Regions from separate parts of the Mus musculus genome. Here region 1 is linked to region 2. A link is a loop called in an ENCODE intact Hi-C map of the cell type or tissue named here. Cell type or tissue: heart. All regions are shown on one strand. Each heading gives the region's core, and the rest is flanking DNA. Links, peaks and the distances in the headings are about the cores only.

Evidence for each region. Peaks named below come from ENCODE experiments on the same cell type or tissue, not always from the same donor. Only the 100,000 strongest peaks of a DNase experiment are listed, where the experiment ranks them.
Region 1: it touches region 2 in a loop (3-fold over the local background); 7 of 42 quality-filtered maps call a loop at or near these places.

The regions. Positions count from the first base shown.
Region 1 is chr5:20,909,569-20,918,690 of GRCm38, forward strand. All of the region lies in intron 3 of Rsbn1l (round spermatid basic protein 1-like), which reads right to left. Among named protein-coding and RNA genes, the nearest start is that of Tmem60, 32 kb to the left of the region's middle. In heart, for the core only: CTCF peaks have their summits at 4,287 (motif pointing right) and 5,993 (motif pointing right); a DNase peak (open chromatin) is centred at 4,293.
Region 2 is chr5:21,259,695-21,268,816 of GRCm38, forward strand. All of the region lies in intron 19 of Gsap (gamma-secretase activating protein), which reads left to right. Among named protein-coding and RNA genes, the nearest start is that of Gsap, 78 kb to the left of the region's middle. In heart, for the core only: CTCF peaks have their summits at 5,543 (motif pointing right) and 7,485; DNase peaks (open chromatin) are centred at 5,537 and 7,547.

The DNA.
Region 1 (9,122 bases), core at 430-8,429, 350 kb before region 2:
CTCAGATTAACAAACCAAACCCCAAGTCACAAAATGTATAAATTGTACTCCATCTTATAGTCAGGGTCTCATCTTTTTCTCTCCTAAAAGGTCCTATCAGCGCTATGTCAGCAATTCTCAACCTGTGGGTCATGACCCCCTTCAAGCCACATATCATATATCCTTCATATTACATCATGATTTATTATAATAGTAGCAAAATAATAGTTACAAAACAGCAGCAAAATAATCTTATGGTTAGGGGTCACCATAACATGAGGTGGCACCATCCGGGAAGTTGAGAACCACTACCCTATATGAACAAAACTAAAAGTTTAAACTTAACTTTCCACCACTCTCAGGCCCTAGGAATTGAAATGCACTAACAGCATCACAGTAGGAAACGTGGCCATAAATGTGGTTCAGTAAAGCAGTCTTTAACAAAGGAAGCTTACCAATCTGAACGCTTGTGAACACACCAGAATACAACACAAACCTCTGTTAAATGACTCTGCACTCCCGTCCTCGGTTTGAGATCTGCCTGTGACAGCATTAGTCCTGAGAGATCGTAAGGCTACTAAATAGTGGGATTCGGGCTAGGGTCCAGATCTTCTAAGGAAGAGCCCTTGCCTCGCCATTGTAACATACTGGGGCTGATTCCCACACAGTGGAGAGTAAGAGGCAAGGGAAGACAAGACAAGAAGTAAAATCAACTTACACTATAAGACACAAATTCTGCAAGGGTTTTAAAAGGTAACAAAAGGCATTTTAGTGAGGTAATATTTCTATGTCATACAGGCAAATAAATTTCCTGTGCATACATTTATTTAAATCAGATATATAAATATCACCTAAGTCACTAATCAGTTCTAAACACCAATGAATCTTGGTACCCATGTACAAACAAAAAGACAAAAATACTAAGACATTATTAAATTGTGGAAAATGAGATGTGGTCTTCTTTACTACATCAAAGAATTAACAATGACTCATTAAGTAATGTATATGGTTTAGCATGAGAGGGAGAAAAACAGCCTTTAAAATTTCTTTTTCAATGAGTGAATACTTCTAAAGTAGTAAGTGTAACTTGATACAAGCTTTCCCAAAGACATGAGTTTGATTAATACACCTGAATAGCAAAGTCAAATGAGCTTTTTGTCCTAAATGCAGGAATTAAATGCCTTATTCAAAAGACACCAGTAAAGAACACTGTCTAAAGTCAATTTAGCTAGTATGTAAATGTAATATATTTGAAATAATTTCTCTTTCTAATAAAGTAAAACGTTGTCTTCTACACCACTGTCATGTAATGTTTTTATAGTCAGGTAACTATTTCCACTCCACAGAAAAGAGGAAGAAGGCTGGATGTGGTGGTGCGTACCATTAATCCTAGCACTTAGGAGACAGAAGCAGGCAGATCTCTATGCGTTTGAGTCTAGCCTGGTCTAGATAGCAGTTTCCAGGGCAGCCAAAGCTACATAATAAGATCTTTCAAAAAACAAAGGGGGCAGAGGTTGAGCCAGGTACAGATCCATAACCCAGCCCTGGAGGTGGAACAGAGAGAGCATTAGGAATTTGAGGCCAGCTGAAAAAGGGAGAGAGCGTTGCTAACCAGTGGTAAGTTTTAAAAGACAATGGCTAATAACAGAAAACCAGAATTATTAAAAACATTAATACTCAGCCCTTGTAAAGTAATATCTGTGTGTTTATAAATGAATTAATGTATCATTAACAAAAAAAAATGGGTAAAACTTGTTAGGACTAACAGTGCAAAAGGTATCATTATTCTACTGTATCAACTGATCTGACTGGAGCTGGCTGCTTCAATGACAATGATCACTTCACTGATTAAAATGCTTTATTAATCCAACCTAAAATGAAGAAGTGCAACATTTAACCCACCAGACAAATCCATAGGAAATTAGGATTAGGTAGAAAAAGTCACTTGAAGTTTTGACCATGATAAAATATTAACAATGATGTATTTATTCAAGGTGAAAAAGTATTTACCTCTTAGTAAAAACATACGAACAGCAAATAAACAACAAAATGCATGTGCTTTTCATAAAAATAGACATGGTTCTTGATTTTAGTGACCCCCATTTTATTGTAACAATGTGACATTCAAAATTTACTCACTACAGTAAAGTTAAATAATACAACATGAAAATAAAACCTCGATTCTCTAAAAACCACCCATGATAGTCCCTACTATGACTGACCCAAGAAAGGAAAAGGTAAGGATCAGAGGAGTCTAAATATTTTTAAAAGAAATGTCACAAGACTGTAGCTCCCCCATTGTAGATAGGTACTCCTACTTCAGGCACAGTTCTAAGTCTTTCAGATCACATCAAAAGAATAAGGCGCACAGATCTGGAATGGGGGAGGAGTAGTAACAAGTAGCAGGCAGGCACAGCTGCAGCAGCTCTAGGGAGTTGTGTCACATCACTAAGACCACACAGGGACAGAAACCAGAGGTAAGGTATAGTGTACATGTTCCGTGAAGACTGCATCTTTACTAAAATCTATCTCTATAGTTCCTCTATATTTGGGCAGGGGGTAGATAGATCTCAAAAAAAGCATAAAGACAAGAATGATACACATAGTCATATTTGCAAAAATCTGTATTTACACGGTGCCATTTCGAAGACATATAACATGAACAGATAAAAAATGATGAGCACTTTTTTACTTTTATTAATCTATATGAATACACTGTTGCTATCTTCAGACACACCAGAAGACGGCATCAGATTCCATTTCAGATAGTTGTGAGCCACCATGTGGTTGCTGGGAATTGAACTCAGGACCTCTAGAAGAGTGGTCAGTGCTCTTATCTGCTGAGCCATCTCTCCAGCCTAATGCTGGGCATCTTAACTCATTTAAAAATACAAATGAAATGCAGGACGAAACTCAGCTGGTAGAGTGTCTAGCATGCAAATATGCAAACCTCCCAGTTCAGGCCCCACCCGACCATGCTCAATCTAACTCTCCCCTGAAGTCTCCCTCTAAAAAGCTAAGATTATCAATGCTGCCCTTTTACTTCCCTCCTATATTGTTTCTAAAAAAGACTAACAAAATATCTGAAATATTAGATAAATAAAAGGAATTACTTACACTTGAACTACAAAGCTATTAATCTCTGCTCATACAGTCTTTAGGTAAAAGAGCAACCCCTGTAACACCTGCACGACACATAACAAAACTGCACCTGCTGTAAAAGGAGATCAGGAACAGAGAGCTCCTAAGACTCAAGGCTGTTTGTGTTGCATAGAAAGATCACTCCAACAGGAGGGCAAAACGATGAGGGTTTAGAACATGAAAAATAGCTTACAAGAGACAACCTGTTATTTCCCAAAGTATATTCCTTGAAACTACATTTCTATAATCAAGTAATTTTAGAAAAACCTTTCTGCATTAGAGGTTCCCATGTATGCTCATAGCAAATAAACCGTATTTGGTCTAGGAATGCAAAAAGTATTTTTTATTTCAAAATCTGTTTATCTGTAGTTGTTTCGGTGCCCCTATCAACACCCCAAGACATTAAAAGTTCTTCTGAATAGTAATCCATAAAGACACACACATTTAAACTTGTCTATCAGCTCAATTTAGAGTAAACAGACGTATAGGTTAAATGCTGGATCTTCAGGCCAGCAGAGTACGGCAGAGGACCTTGTGTCTCAGTAATGCTCTGTTGAGGGAATAGTGCCTTACTTTCAGTAAGTGGGTTGCTCATCACATTACTTTAGTGTGTGTATGTCTGTGGGAAGGGAAGGGGAATTTGGGGCAGGGATTAGAATATATGTAAATATGCCAAGGTACATACAAGCATGCACCGTGGAGTCACAGGACAACCCATGGGAGCTGACTCTCCTTGAAACATGTAGGTAGGTGCCAGGGATCAAGCTTTGCATGCCTTCCTATGGTGGTTTGAATATGTTTGACCCAGGGAGTGGCACTACTGGGAAGTATGGCCTTGGTGGAGGAAGTCTGTCACTGTGGGAGTGGGCACTGAGACCCTCCTACTAGCTGCCCCAAGACAGTCTTCTGTTTGCCTTGTAGAACTCTCAGCTCCTCCAGCACCATGCCTGCCTGGACACTGGCATGCTTTCCTCCAGGATAATAAATAATGGACTGAACCTCAGAGCCAGTAGCCAGCTTCAATTCAATGTTGTCCTTTATAAGAGTTGCCTTGCTCACGGTGTCTCTTTACAGCAATAGAACCCTAACTAAGACGCTTTACCTGCTATCTCCCTGGTCATCACATTCTTACTGATGCAATCTAACCTCCATGGACATAAAGGAAAGTGCCACAAGGGGGAGCCATTCCATGCCATATTTAGCACATACTTTCAAACAGAAGAATGGTAACGAATGATAGAAAAGTGGCGGAGGGAGGAGGGGTCTACCTCAGTCATAATCATTCTTTACCTGTCACAGAAGCTGGACTTTTCAATCTGGCCAGACTGGCTTGCTAACTGCTCAGGATCCTCCTGTCTCCGCGCCCGTCCCCAGGACTACAATTACAGGAGTGTGCTGCCACCATGGTTGCGAGAGACAGAGCTCAGGTCCTCACGCTTACACAGCAAGCGCCTTAAGGCCTAAGACAGCTCCTCAGCCACTTTATTCATTATATTTTTAAAATAGCCATAAGTTCAATAAAATTCACTTTTTAATTAATGACAGAAAAATATACTTTCCCAATTACAGCCTCTGATACCTGCCTCTAATAGATTAGATATGTGCAAGCACTTTATTTTATATATATGAGTGCTCTATCTGCATATACACCCCCATGCTAGAAGAGAGCATCAGATCACATTATAGGTGATTAGAAGCCACCATGTGATTGCTGGGAATTGAACTTGGGACCTCTGGAAAAGCAGCCAGAAGTCTTAACTGCTGAGCCATCATCTCTCCAGCCCCATGCAAGTTCTTCTTAACCCTAGCCAACTGTAACGTTCTCTCTGACTGACCCTTACCACATTCCTTGTCCAGTATTCTTACCACTGCTCACCACCATTCTTTCTACACTCAGCTTCTGAGAATAACTTTTTAGGTTCCAGGCAAGAGGCCTGTGGGGCCGATCTGCCTGACTTATTTCACTGAATGTAATGCTTTAGTAAATGACAGACTTCATTTATAGCACGTCTGTATTTCTCTATCCTTTCTCAGCTATCGTAAACAATGCTAGAATACAGATCAGTGCAGAGACTTACCACACTCTCCTTCAGATATACCGCCTGAGCTGTGGGGCCACAGGACCACACGAGGTGAAAACAAGGGCTTCACTTTGACATACTTAAGGAATTCCATACCACAGTTTAACTAATGGCACTGCTAATAACGTTTTCCCCAATAGTACATAAGGATTTTCTTTACTCTGTCTTCAATAGTACTTGTTGCCTTTTGTTTTATAATAGCCATTATTGTACTTTTTAAGGTTTAAAAGAAAAACACATACTTTTAAGTTACGTTTACATATTTACTTGAAGGTGGAAGAGGAATATGCCCCACAGCATGCATGTGGCAGTCCAGGGCCAACACTTCTCTCCTTTGCTTCATGTTTTTGAGACTTCATGGCAAGGGTCCTTACCCAATAAGCCATCTCTCAGGCCCTGTTCCATTCTAAATGGAGTGAAATGGATCCATGGTTTGGAATGTGTTTCCCTGGTGATTAATAATAAAAAGAACAATAGAATAAAAGCCCAGGAAGTGACCCACATGTATGATCAACTGGCTCACCAACAAGGAGAAAATATAGTGTGCCAAGGAGTGGGCATCTCTTCAGCTCATGCTAAGTCTTCTGCATGCCTGCTGTGTTTACAACTATCAACCTTGCTTACGCTCTGAATTTTTAAAAACAGAGTTACACTATGCAGCCATGCTAATTTTGATACTGGTAATCCTCCTGCCTCAGCCTCCTGAGGACTCAGATCACAGGCATGCCCTTAAGATTTTATTTATTTATTTTATATATGCGAAGAGTACACTGTAGCTGTCCTCAGACACTCCAGAAGAGGGCATCAGATCCCATTACAGATGTTGTGAGCCACCATGCATGTGGTGGCTGGGAACTGAACTCAGGACCTCTGGAAGAGGTCAGTGCTCTTAACTGCTGAGCCATCTCTCCAGCCCAAATCCTGTTCTTTATATCCTGCTATGCAACCAATCTGAGATGAAGTTTAGATTTAAACGTGCAAGAAAAAGCAGCTTCCAGAAGAAAATTCAGAAGAATATTTCATTGTCTTTGGGGTAGGCAAAGATTTTTAAAATAGGACACAAAATACATTAGTCATAATTGAGAAAAATTATATTTTAGATTAAACTTAACTCTTAGGCATCAAAAGCCATTATTAATGATAAATCAGGACACCAAGTGAATATTATTTGGCTGAACAAAAAGACTGATCTACAATTTATTTTTTATTTAAGATACTAGTTAGGAAAAAAGCAAGTTTAAAAAAAAAATGGGCAAAAGAGTAGAACAAAACTGTACCAAAGACAGTATATAACTATACAACAATACTTAAAAGGTGCCTGGCACACAGTCATCAGAAAAATTTAAATTAAACTACAGAGAGATAGTACTGTGAGTCCCCACAATGGCTAAATGAAAAAAGATGGACCAAAAGTATGGTCCACGCTGACTGTAAGAGAAACTGATATCAAGAGTTTTTTAAAAACTGTCATTAATCTATCAAAACTAAATATCTGTGCACTTTTTCTTACTAATAGTCAAATGATAGGTATACCTTAACAAAAATACATGTGCACATTAAGCACATGAACAAAAGTATTCACAGAGCCCTGCTGTAATAACACCAAAAGAAAAACAACTCAAATGTCCACTTATAGTAGGTAATCAGGACAATTATGGCACATTCCTACAGTGGAATATTACAAACAGTAAGAAAACAAACATTGCTATCTACAAGACGGATGCCATAAACAATATTATAAGGAAAAGGGTAACAATATATGTATCATTAAATGACTTCAAAAATCTGAGTTCAAAATATGTAAAAATGTTTGTTTTAATTCAGTATAATGGTTAGTTACCTGGATGTTTATGTGTGGGCTGGGAAATGGCTTGATGGTTAAGAGCATTCACTGCTCTTTCAGAGAACTAGGGTTCAAGTCCCAGAACCCACACTGCAGCTCACAGCCATGTCCAACTAGCTCGGGGGATTCAACAGCCTCTTCTGACCTCCACAGGCTCTTTCACACACACACAGTACACATACACACTCTACACACACATACACATGAGATAATAGTTTCATAAAACTGTACATATTTATGTGTTAGGACTTGGGGTTAGCAGATAGTGCTAAAGACTAGTTCAAGAAAGCCCTCTAGTCACTTTCAGTTTTGAACTGAATGGGTCTGCTCACTTTCTGAATATTCATCTCTAATGTGCATACTTTTCCATGTACACTCTATCCTTCACTAAAAGATTTAGGGAAAGAGGAATCAATTCCTAGAAGGAATAAGGTTAAGAAACGCAGCTTTTAAAACTAGATGTGCTAAGCACGTGTAACTCCAGCAATCAGGAGGTAGGGCAAGGCACCCAGGAATTTAATCCCAACCTTAGCTAGCTATGAGAAACCAGGTAGGCCACCCCATGTTTCATGAGTTCCTATTTCAGAATAAACAAACAACAACAAAAACAGAACAGCTCTTATTGGAAGAACAAGAGACTAGAAATAGAACTGATCTAAGAAAGTGTGCTCACCGGCCAGAGTGAGCAGGGGCCGGAGCGAGCAGAGGTCCTGAGTTCAATTCCCAGCAACCACAAGATGGTTCACAACCATTTGTACAGCTACAGTGTACTCATATACATAAAATAAACAAATCTCGAAAGAAAAAGAACGTATGCTCACTTTCTACTGTGCTATCTTTTGGACTCATGGGGTTTCATGAGCCCAAAGCTACTCCCACTCTAAATGACAACAGTCTCAGTTATCTACACCTTTTTATTTGATTTGATTTCTTAGTTTTGAAATTTCCTAAACTCTTAGTAAGAGAAAATGAAATAAAATAAATGGGTTGGCTAGTAATGAATGTTCTATTGCTACCTTATCATTCTAAAAACATTTCATTTCCAATTCTCAAATATGCTACATTAGGGAATAACCTTCATACACATACATTAAAATTTAAATATTGTTATTCTCCATGCTACTGTATGCTGCAGAATACACACCAAACATGCTACTAGGAACTAGGGATGGAAACTATATCTTGAACATATAGTATTTTTCAGGTAGAAAGTGTATCTTGAGCATCAACTGAAGGAATATACCAGAGCAAGGAGAAAAGCCAGAAATGAGGATTATATTTAGTTCTATTCCTAGCAGTGCTGACAACCCTAAAATAAACTACTTCTCTCTAGTCTGTTAGCTAATCTCACCTTAGTTGAGAAACATTAGGAGAAAAGTTCACCACAATCTGAGATTTTACTGTATCTTCCCCATAAGCTAGAATGTTAGATCAGTCACTACCAGAAAAAAAATTTTAAAAACTAATCGAACTAGGGAGATGGCTCGGAGGCTAAGAGCACCGGCCGCTCTTCCAGAGGCCCTGGATTCACTCCCCAGCACCCACACGCACCCACATGGCAGCTTACAGCTGTCTGTATCTTCAGTTCCAGGGCACCTGACCCCTTACAAGACACTGGCTCTAGGTGGGCGCCACATCAACTTTTAAAAGGTGAAAACTCAGTTTTGTCTCTGGTTTCTAAAATAATTTTCTGTAGAAAAGATTAGGAAATGGAAATGAGCTTAGAGTATTGTGGCAGTTTAAATGAGAATGGCTCCTTCTTCAGGCTCAGATCTCAATGTTTCCCAGCTGGTGGACTCTTCTGGAAGGATTAAGGGGTCTGATCTTGTTGGAGAAGGTGTGTCCCTAAGAGATCTCAAAGGCTCAAGCCAGGCCCAGTCTCTGTGCCCTGCTTGTGGATCTGATGTAAAGTCTCAGCTACTGCTCTAGGAACATGCCTGCCTTCCATGCATCCCTTCCACTTCATTTCCCACCATGAATCATAGACTACGCTCTAAAACCATAAGCAAGCCTACAATTAAATATAAATACTCTTTATATGTTGCCTTGGTGACAGTGTCTCTTCACAGTAATAGAAA
Region 2 (9,122 bases), core at 692-8,691:
AAAACACTATGACTTTTTTATAGCTTTGATTTCTTCTTCGAAACTAATATTCAATAAAAGTTGTGGTAATCTACATGGTCAAAAAGATATAGGGGGCTGAAGAAATGACTCTGGGGTCAAGAGCACTGCTGCTTTTCCGAAGGACCCAGTTTAGTCCCCAGGTCCCATACCACATGGCTCACAGTGACCTTTGACTCCATTCCAGGGGATCCCACACCCTCTTCTGGCCCCCATTAGCACCCACATATGTGTGCCGTGCACACAGAGAGATGCACATACATATACATAAATCTAAGAACAAAAGAATTTAGGTAGGAGTTTATTGCAACCTTATCAACATTGTGTGTTTTCATTTTAAAAGTAGAAGGGTAACAAGAAAGTTCTTTTTGTCTTTTGTCCTAATTGGCTTACTTACTGACCATTAGTAAGTGTACTCTGACTACACCTCCTCTCTCCTGGCCAAGTCAAGGAAGGGAGGACAATGTGAGATGGAACAGCCCCTCCCGATGTGACATGTGCTCAGTCTAGGGTTGGAGTCCAGGTGTGTCCCCTCAGATTCAGATGTTGAAGTCCTGATCCCTGGTGTGATGGCTTTAGGAGGGGACAACTACGGCCTTATGATTTGGATTGGTCATTATTGTTTTTTTAAAATAATGAAACCAAGCTCAATGCTTCCTACCTTATGATGTCACAAGGAAGACAGGACGGTGTCCCAGTTTCAAGAACTGGAGAACAAATGTTCGTCATTTACAAGCCATTAGTTGATGGTGCCTCATAGGAGCTGACTTGGGGACATGTTGGGGCAAGTACACCTGCTTAAGGCAAAAAGCTTCCTCTCTTTGTAAATGGCTTACCAAATAATCTTAAAAATAATATAAAAAGCATGTCTTGGGGAGGGAGCTAGAGAGATGGCTCAGTGGTTAAAAGAGTTGCTGTTTTTTTCCGAGGACCTGGGTTCAGTCCCGGTACTTACATGGTGTTTCGCAACTGTCTGTAGCTCCAGTTCTAAGGACCTGCCACCATCTTCTGGTCTCTCCAGGTAGCAGGCACGCATGCGGTACACATACACCTATATACCTGCAGGCAAACATGCAGATACGTTTTTTAAAAATGTTTAAAAGCTCTATTTGTTTTTTTTAAAAATTGCCATACGGGACAAGGACGATGCTGTAAAGAAATGTTGTCAAGACTGACCTTCCTCAGGAGGGCTTTGATCCTTAGTAAGCTATCGGCTGCCCAGGGGAAGCAGCAACTTGCGTAAAAGGCTAAAAATAGCTCCTAATTTTATAGTGAGAAGAGAAATCACGAAAACTATTTAACCACAGGAAACCAAAGAGGGAAACTATAGCTTACTCAAATATATGGGTAAAGAAGAGAGTCTGCTTCAAGTAGAGGACTGGGCAGTTTTACCAAAGTAGTTCTGTCTCTCTCTCTTTCTCTCTCTCTATGTCTCTCTATCTCTGTCTCTCTGTCTCTGTTTCTCTGTCTCTCTCTTTTTCCTCCCTCCCTCCCTCCCTCTCTTCCCCACTTCCTCTGTCTCTCCTTCCTCAGCCTCCCAAGGGCTGAGATTCCAAGTGTGCACCACATGCCTGGCTCAAAATCAGATGTTGTTAATTTATTTAATCACGTGTTCAGAGATTCCTGAGTAGCTGACCTGGAGACTGGGAAGGCCAGGAAGACGTGACTCCCTCCTGCTTAGGGCATGAGCTGTGACTCCTGCAGTCTTTCAGGTACAGGGCTACTGAGCAGCTGGGAAGAGGTTGTTTGCCACCTCCTGAGCATCTGGTGGAGGGTGCCACCTGGGCTCTTTATCCAGACTTTGCTTGTACCTCTTCATTCAACATGTTTGGAAGCTGCTTTAACTAGACAGGGCAAGAAGCACAGAAGGCACTAATTCCACCGTGCAGACAGATACCATTGTTTGCTGGCAATCTGAAATACTGGCACATCCACAATGTAACAGCTCGCTGCTCTGAGCCTTTAGAGCTGTTGCTCTGGGGAAAAGGAAGCCCTGTTCCAAGCTGGTTCTGGGGGTGGGGGTGGGGTTAGGATTTTCTAAAGTTTGGATTGCATCTGTGTCCTGGGAGAGTGAATTAGTTACAGTGAGAGTTCCATTAATGTCGTGAACATAATTTTATGATACCACGAAGCAGCATGATTTATCATTCATAGAGCCTCGGAGCAGTGAGCTAATTCCTGCCATTTTTTGTAGAGGGTGGATAGCCAGACTCCCTACCTACTAGCTATAAAGCTGAGAACCAGACCCAGCTAGAAAATTATTTCTATTCCTTTCTTATCAGTCACTCTGAGCTTCAAGAAAGCTAAATGTGAGTTAGACGGCCATAATTATAGATTACATTTAAAATTGTCCAGCCTATAAAAAAACCAAAACAGAATGGCTGATAAAACTCCCTAGTTGGGTCAGGGAAGTGGACTTTTTGCCGGATCCTGGAGCAGGAGGAAGCTTAGCTATATCCTGAGACTTGAATGAGATAGCTGTGTGCTTGCAGCTCTCTTAGTGTTCAGCCTCGGGAATTTCAGTTGTCTGCCACCTGTGGGGATGCTCCCACATAACGCTCTTAGATGCTGCCTTTCGAACTTCTGTCCACAAAGACATTTGCTATTGCACTTTATATATGGTAGACATGATGCACACATTGCTGGGTTTCTCTGGAGAGCAAGCAGAAATGGGTCCCGAGATGCGAGTCACTGAAGATCCTAGGAAGACTGACATGTTAGCCCTGCTCTTTGTCCTGTACGGAGAGTAAAGGGGTCTCTCAGACTGGGCCTCCTTCCCAAGATGCTGATTAATCAACAGAGGTAGGACCAAAGCCAGTGTCTTTGAGACACTGATGGTGAGAGGCAGATGTTTATTGCTGGCAGTGGTTTGCAGATGAGCCATTACCACAGGCTCATTTTGCTCTGTTTCTGGATCAAATTCCTTAATGTAGCTGGTCCTTTTGTGTAATTGATAGTTGTGACTGGTTGTGTGTGGTGATTGCTTTATGGCATCTTCAGAGACAAAGGGAGGTGATTTTTGAAGAAGAGATGGGAATAATTTTCTTCCTTCCAAAGTGAAAAAGTTGAAACTCCCCTTTGTGCAGGGGGAAAATGATTCCTGGCCATTCCTCGGGTTTCTGATTGCTTCTTAAGCCAGACCCCCAAGGACTAGCTAAGCTTATAGATACTTTGTCCACAAAGACCTTTAGTATAATTTTAAAGGCTTATTTAATTCATGTGTATCTGTGTGTGCCTGTATGTTTGTATGTACAGTAGATGCATGCAGGTAGATGACCCCTTGGATTCCTGGGGCTGGAGCAATATCAAGTTGTCCCCTGTGGGGGCTGAACCCAGGTGTTCTGTAAGACAAGCAAGTTGCTGGGACATCTCTTTAGTCCTCATTTTCTGTATTTTTAAAAGAACACTGGGAGCTAGCCATGGTAGTGTGTACCTTGAATCCCCAGCACTCAGGAGGCAGAACTCTGAGCTTGAGGTCAACCTGGTCAACAAAGTGAGTTTCAGGCTAGCCAGGGCTACATAGAGAGAGCCTCAAAATAAACAAAAGGCTACACTTTTCCAGTAGCTGGTGAGTGTGTCTTAAGAAGTGTGGCTCTCATTTTGCATTGTCCTTTACGGGGACAGTATTTGGAGCTCTCTCAACTCCCCTTTAGTCAAGTGTCAGTTGAGTGCCCTGGCCACATCCCAAACCACGAGCTGCGGTGCTGGGCTGGGCTGATTGGGTGGGGATGCACACATTCTACTCTCTTTTCCTTCTCCGTCAAAGGTGCAGCATCTAACATTTTTTTAAAAAGTAAAATAAAAAAATAAACCCTGCTTTTATTCTCTGGGCCAATGAGCAGGTCGGCATTCACTTAGACTCTGGGGTTCCTCGCAGAAAGGCATTCTCTAACTCTCCTGTTTCTACCGACTCACAAGTCTGTACACATAGTCTTTATCGGCCTTCGCTGTCGTGGGCTGACTGCAGTCCCAGGACAGGCTCAGACCATGTTTTCAACTGCGAGCCATGGTCCACAAGGATCATCCCAGAAACCTGAAAAACTCAAAAGGCTTCAGACCACCCCCAAAACCGTTAAATCCAAGCAGATGGCGTGGTTTCTAACGGCTGCTGAGGCTGGCAAACACAAGCTGGGGGCCGCTGTCCAGCGCAGACAACAAAGGACTATTCATCTTCTCTCAGCTCTCCAAGGCTAAGCCAAAGCCACGGTCTGCATTCTGGCCTTGCAGCTTTGTTCACTCACCAAGCCTCCCATTGAACATACTGTCTTCATCCTTCTTTCTGTTCTACTTCCCTGGGCTCTGTGTTTTTCAGTCTCCCAAACAGGCCTTTCGATCTGCAGTCATCTCTGAATGTGGGCAGATTAAACATTGTGTTGCCAATCGTCTGCTGAGGTGTTTACCAACAGTAAGAGAACATGGAGGTTATAATAGATCAACAGACTCCAGAAATCCTCTCCGCTCAAATGGGAACATTTATGGGATCTTTGATTAACACTATTTCTTACTAAGTTTTAATTTTTGTTTTGTTTAAAATACAGATCTGTCTTCTGCTGTGTGACTTTTCTTGGATAGATATGGGCAAGTGTCTGGTCATTTCAGATGGGGCATCTAAAGAAATAATTCTATCCAAGTATAGCTTGGTGAACCAATGTGTTTATTGGACCACCTATAAGCACCTGGGTGAGAAGTTGCTTACAGGTGCATGGGCAATTCCCCAGGCAGCTGTGTCAATGGGGCTTTCTGGATGAGTCTTTTCTTTCTCAGCAACTGCTTAATTATGCATAATTATAATTAATTACACAACCCGGGAAGAGCTTCCCAGCCTTGCGTGGTCTAGTACAAGGTATATAATCAACGCCCCCAGGAATATTCTGTGCGCGCACACTCTATCTCACCCGGGCACGCTAGTGCCTGCCTTTGAAGGGTGCTCATGGGCCTGCTCACAACTTTTTCTGTTATTCTTGGTTGACTCAAGACTATGATAAAAAACAAACTTTAAAATTTCATTCATTCATTCATTCATTCATTCATTCATTCATTCATTCATATATGTGAGTTTGTCTGTGTGGGTGTGCAGATACACAAGGGCTTGTGGGAATCGATCTTCTCTCTCCACCCTGTGTGGCTCTGAGATAGAATTCAGGTCAGCAGGCTAACCTACTGAGCCATCTTACTGCCCTCCCCCAAGTGTTTTTAAATAAAGAGAAAGATTTTAAAAATAAGAAGGAGGAGGAGGAGGAGCAGGAGGAGGAGGAGGAGCAGCAGGAGGAGGAGGAGCAGGAGGAGGAGGAGGAGGAGCAGGAGGAGGAGGAGCAGGAGGAGGAGGAGGAGGAGAAGGAGGAGGAGGAGAAGGAGGAGGAGAAGGAGGAGGAGGAGGAAGAGAAGGAGGAGGAGGAGGAGCAGGAGGAGGAGGAGGAGGAGGAGGAAGAGTATTGGTCCTAAAAGCAAGATTGAGGTAAATCATTCCAAGGTGGATTGCTGTGGCAAAGCAGGCATGCCCATAGCCAAACTGACCACTAGATGGCACCACAACACCGACTAGTTTTCTGATTTGGGCACTTGGATTTCATGACCAGATGTAGGAAAATAGAAAGGCTGTGGAGAGAAGACTGCAGGATTGGCCCGATGATCATGATGTGGTGGCGACAACGAAGAATAAGAATAATTATTGTTTAAATTATTGCTATTATAAAAAAACAAACTAGGGAGAAGGACTAAGTAAGATAGGTTTACTATAAAGAAAGAAAAGATAAGGAGTGGGACCTGACCCCAGCCTTCTCACCTGCCCTGGAAATACATCTCAGTTATTAAGGATCCAAGACTTTTCCATCTCTGAGAGAAGGGGCCTTGCCTGTGTAGGCCTTTCTTTCAGGTTACTAAATAAAAGTGCACAATATCACAGAACTTAATTTATTGAGACTCCAAAATCTATGTCAAGCCATTGTTGTCCTTTCAACAATAGCACACCAGCCACATTCTGTTTACTATTAGAGCATTTGTATGTGTGTGATTGAAGTGGATTTTTAGTTCTCACTTATTTTTAACTTCCTTTTCCCCCCTCCTTTTAAATTTACCATTCAAAGAATTTCATACATGCATTGCCCTAGTTAAGTTTTGCACTGTGATCAATACTCTGGCTGAAAGCCACCTGGGAGAAAAGCATGCTGTTATAGCAGGCACAGTTGTAGTGAGCGTACAGTTATAGCAAACACACAGTTAAGGCCCATCATGATGGGTCATGGCAGGAACTCAAAGCAGGAACCTGGAGGCAGGAACTGAAGCAGAGGCTACGGAGGGACTGTATTTACTAGCAGGCTCCCCACCCCCACCCCCACCCCTGCTTTCTCAGCCTGCTTTCTTCTGGGCCCCCAGACTACCCGCCCAGAGACTGCAGCATTCACAGTAGCCTGGGCCCTCCCCCATGCCAATCCTCAATCAAGAAAATGCCCACAGGCTGCCAGTAGCCAGTGTGGTGAGGGCAGATTCTTAACTGAGGCTCCATCTTCTTAGATGACTCTCCCTTGGGTCACTTTGACAAAAACAAAAAACAAACAAACAAACAAAAACCAGAAAGTAACCAGGCTGTTCAAGGACACAACCTGATCAAAGCCACTCCCTCATCTCCACCTCCTCCCCATCCTCCCTCATCTCCACCTCCTCCCCATCCTCCCTCATCTCCACCTCCTCCCCATCCTCCCTCATCTCCACCTCCTCCCCATCCTCCCTCATCTCCACCTCCTCCCCATCCTCCCTCATCTCCACCTCCTCCCCATCCTCCCTCATCTCCTCCTCCTCCCCATCCTCCCTCATCTCTTCCTCCTCCCCATCCTCCCTCATCTCCACCTCCTCCCCATCCTCCCTCATCTCCTCCTCCTCCCCATCCTCCCTCATCTCCTCCTCCTCCCCATCCTCCCTCATCTCCACCTCCTCCCCATCCTCCCTCATCTCCACTTCCTCCCCATCCTCCCTCATCTCCTCCTCCTCCCCATCCTCCCTCATCTCCACCTCCTCCCCATCCTCCCTCATCTCCACCTCCTCCCCATCCTCCCTCATATCCACCTCCTCCCCATCCTCCCTCATCTCCTCCTCCCCATCCTCCCTCATCTCCACTTCCTCCCCATCCTCCCTCATCTCCTCCTCCTCCCCATCCTCCCTCATCTCCTCCTCCTCCCCATCCTCCCTCATCTCCACCTCCTCCCCATCCTCCCTCATCTCCACTTCCTCCCCATCCTCCCTCATCTCCTCCTCCTCCCCATCCTCCCTCATCTCCACCTCCTCCCCATCCTCCCTCCTCTCCACCTCCTCCCCATCCTCAGCCACTGCCCTCCCAACTCCACGTGGTTCTTTAAAACTCACTGACTGAATCGTCTCAGTGCTGCCAAATTGTTCATCTATTGGCCCATCCACAGCAATATGGGCAGCCTCACAGGGGCTGCATCCCTGGAGCAAACAGACTCCCTTGTCCAGCCACTAGGGATTGCTGATAGCGCTTATAAGCCCCTCCCTCCTCCATGCTGGGATCTGCTGACTTGGTCTTGTGCAAGTTCTGTGCACTCATTCACAGCTGCTATGAGGTCATGTGTGCACAGGCCCTGTCCTGTTTGGAAAACAGAGTTTACAGTAGTTCTCCACCCCCGCTTGCTCTTTCAGCCTTTCTGCCCACTCTTCTGGGATGACCCCTGAGTGGTGGGGGTGTATGTAGATGAGTTAGATGGCTGGGTTCACTGGTGAGTACTTTATCCCCTACTAGTATGTGTAGCACCTTCTGACACTATGGAAGCTGGCCAGTGCACACAGATGATTTGGTCAGCCAGTAGGAATTGACGTTTCCAGGTCTGCACTGGCTTGCTTTCTCCATGTTCTGGAGGGTAACCACTAACAAAGGCAACAGCGTCTGTTTTGAGGGGATATATGGGACCCTTTGAGCATAAGCTGTCTTAGTGCATCCTATTAAGACTGTCACCTCAGTAAGCAACAGCTGTCAGGCCAGATGTAGCTAGCCCTGGACAATTATTTATAAATATATTTATCTTGGTAAGACTGTATTATTAAAAACTGCTTGATCCCAGTGAGGCAGGAGAGTACAATGGAGAGAAGACCACTGTTGCCAAGGTGGACATAAAACAGGGCACACATGAGACAGCCTGTGCTACATAAATGGCCTCATAGACCAGGATATAAAGTCCCAGTGCTCCCTATAGCGTTTGCCATTGAGTTCCCGACTCTTCTCCCAGCTCTGGCTTGCTTCCTTCTCTCAGAAAACTGTTTCCACATCTGCGGCTGTCCATGAGCCCCGTTCAGCCTCTTGTTCTAGAACACAGGAAGCTGGAAATCCCAGGAAATCTCAGCACTCACCAGACCCGCATATCTACAGACATCACCATGATGGCGCTCACCAGACTCCCATATCTACAGACATCACCATGATGGCGCTCACCAGACCCCCATATCTACAGACATCACCATGATGGCGCTCACCAGACTCCCATATCTACAGACATCACCATGATGGCGCTCACCAGACCCCCATATCTACAGACATCACCATGATGGCGCTCACCAGACTCCCATATCTACAGACATCACCATGATGGCACTCACCAGACCCCCATATCTACAGACATCATGATGGCACTCACCAGACCCACATATCTACAGACATTACCATGATGGCACTCACCAGACCCCCATAGCTACAGACATCACCATGATGGCACTCACCAGACCCGCATATCTACAGACATCACCATGATGGCACTCACCAGACCCGCATATCTACAGACATCACCATGATGGCACTCACCAGACCCCCATAGCTACAGACATCATCATGATGGCACTCACCAGACCCACATATCTACAGACATCACCATGATGGCACTCACCAGACCCGCATATCTACAGACATCACCATGATGGCACTCACCAGACTCCCATATCTACAGATATCACCATGATGGCGCTCACCAGACCCGCATAGCTACAGACATCACCATGATGGCACTCACCAGACCCCCATAGCTACAGACATCACCATGATGGCACTCACCAGACCCCCATATCTACAGACATCACCATGATAGCGCTCACCAGACCCCCATATC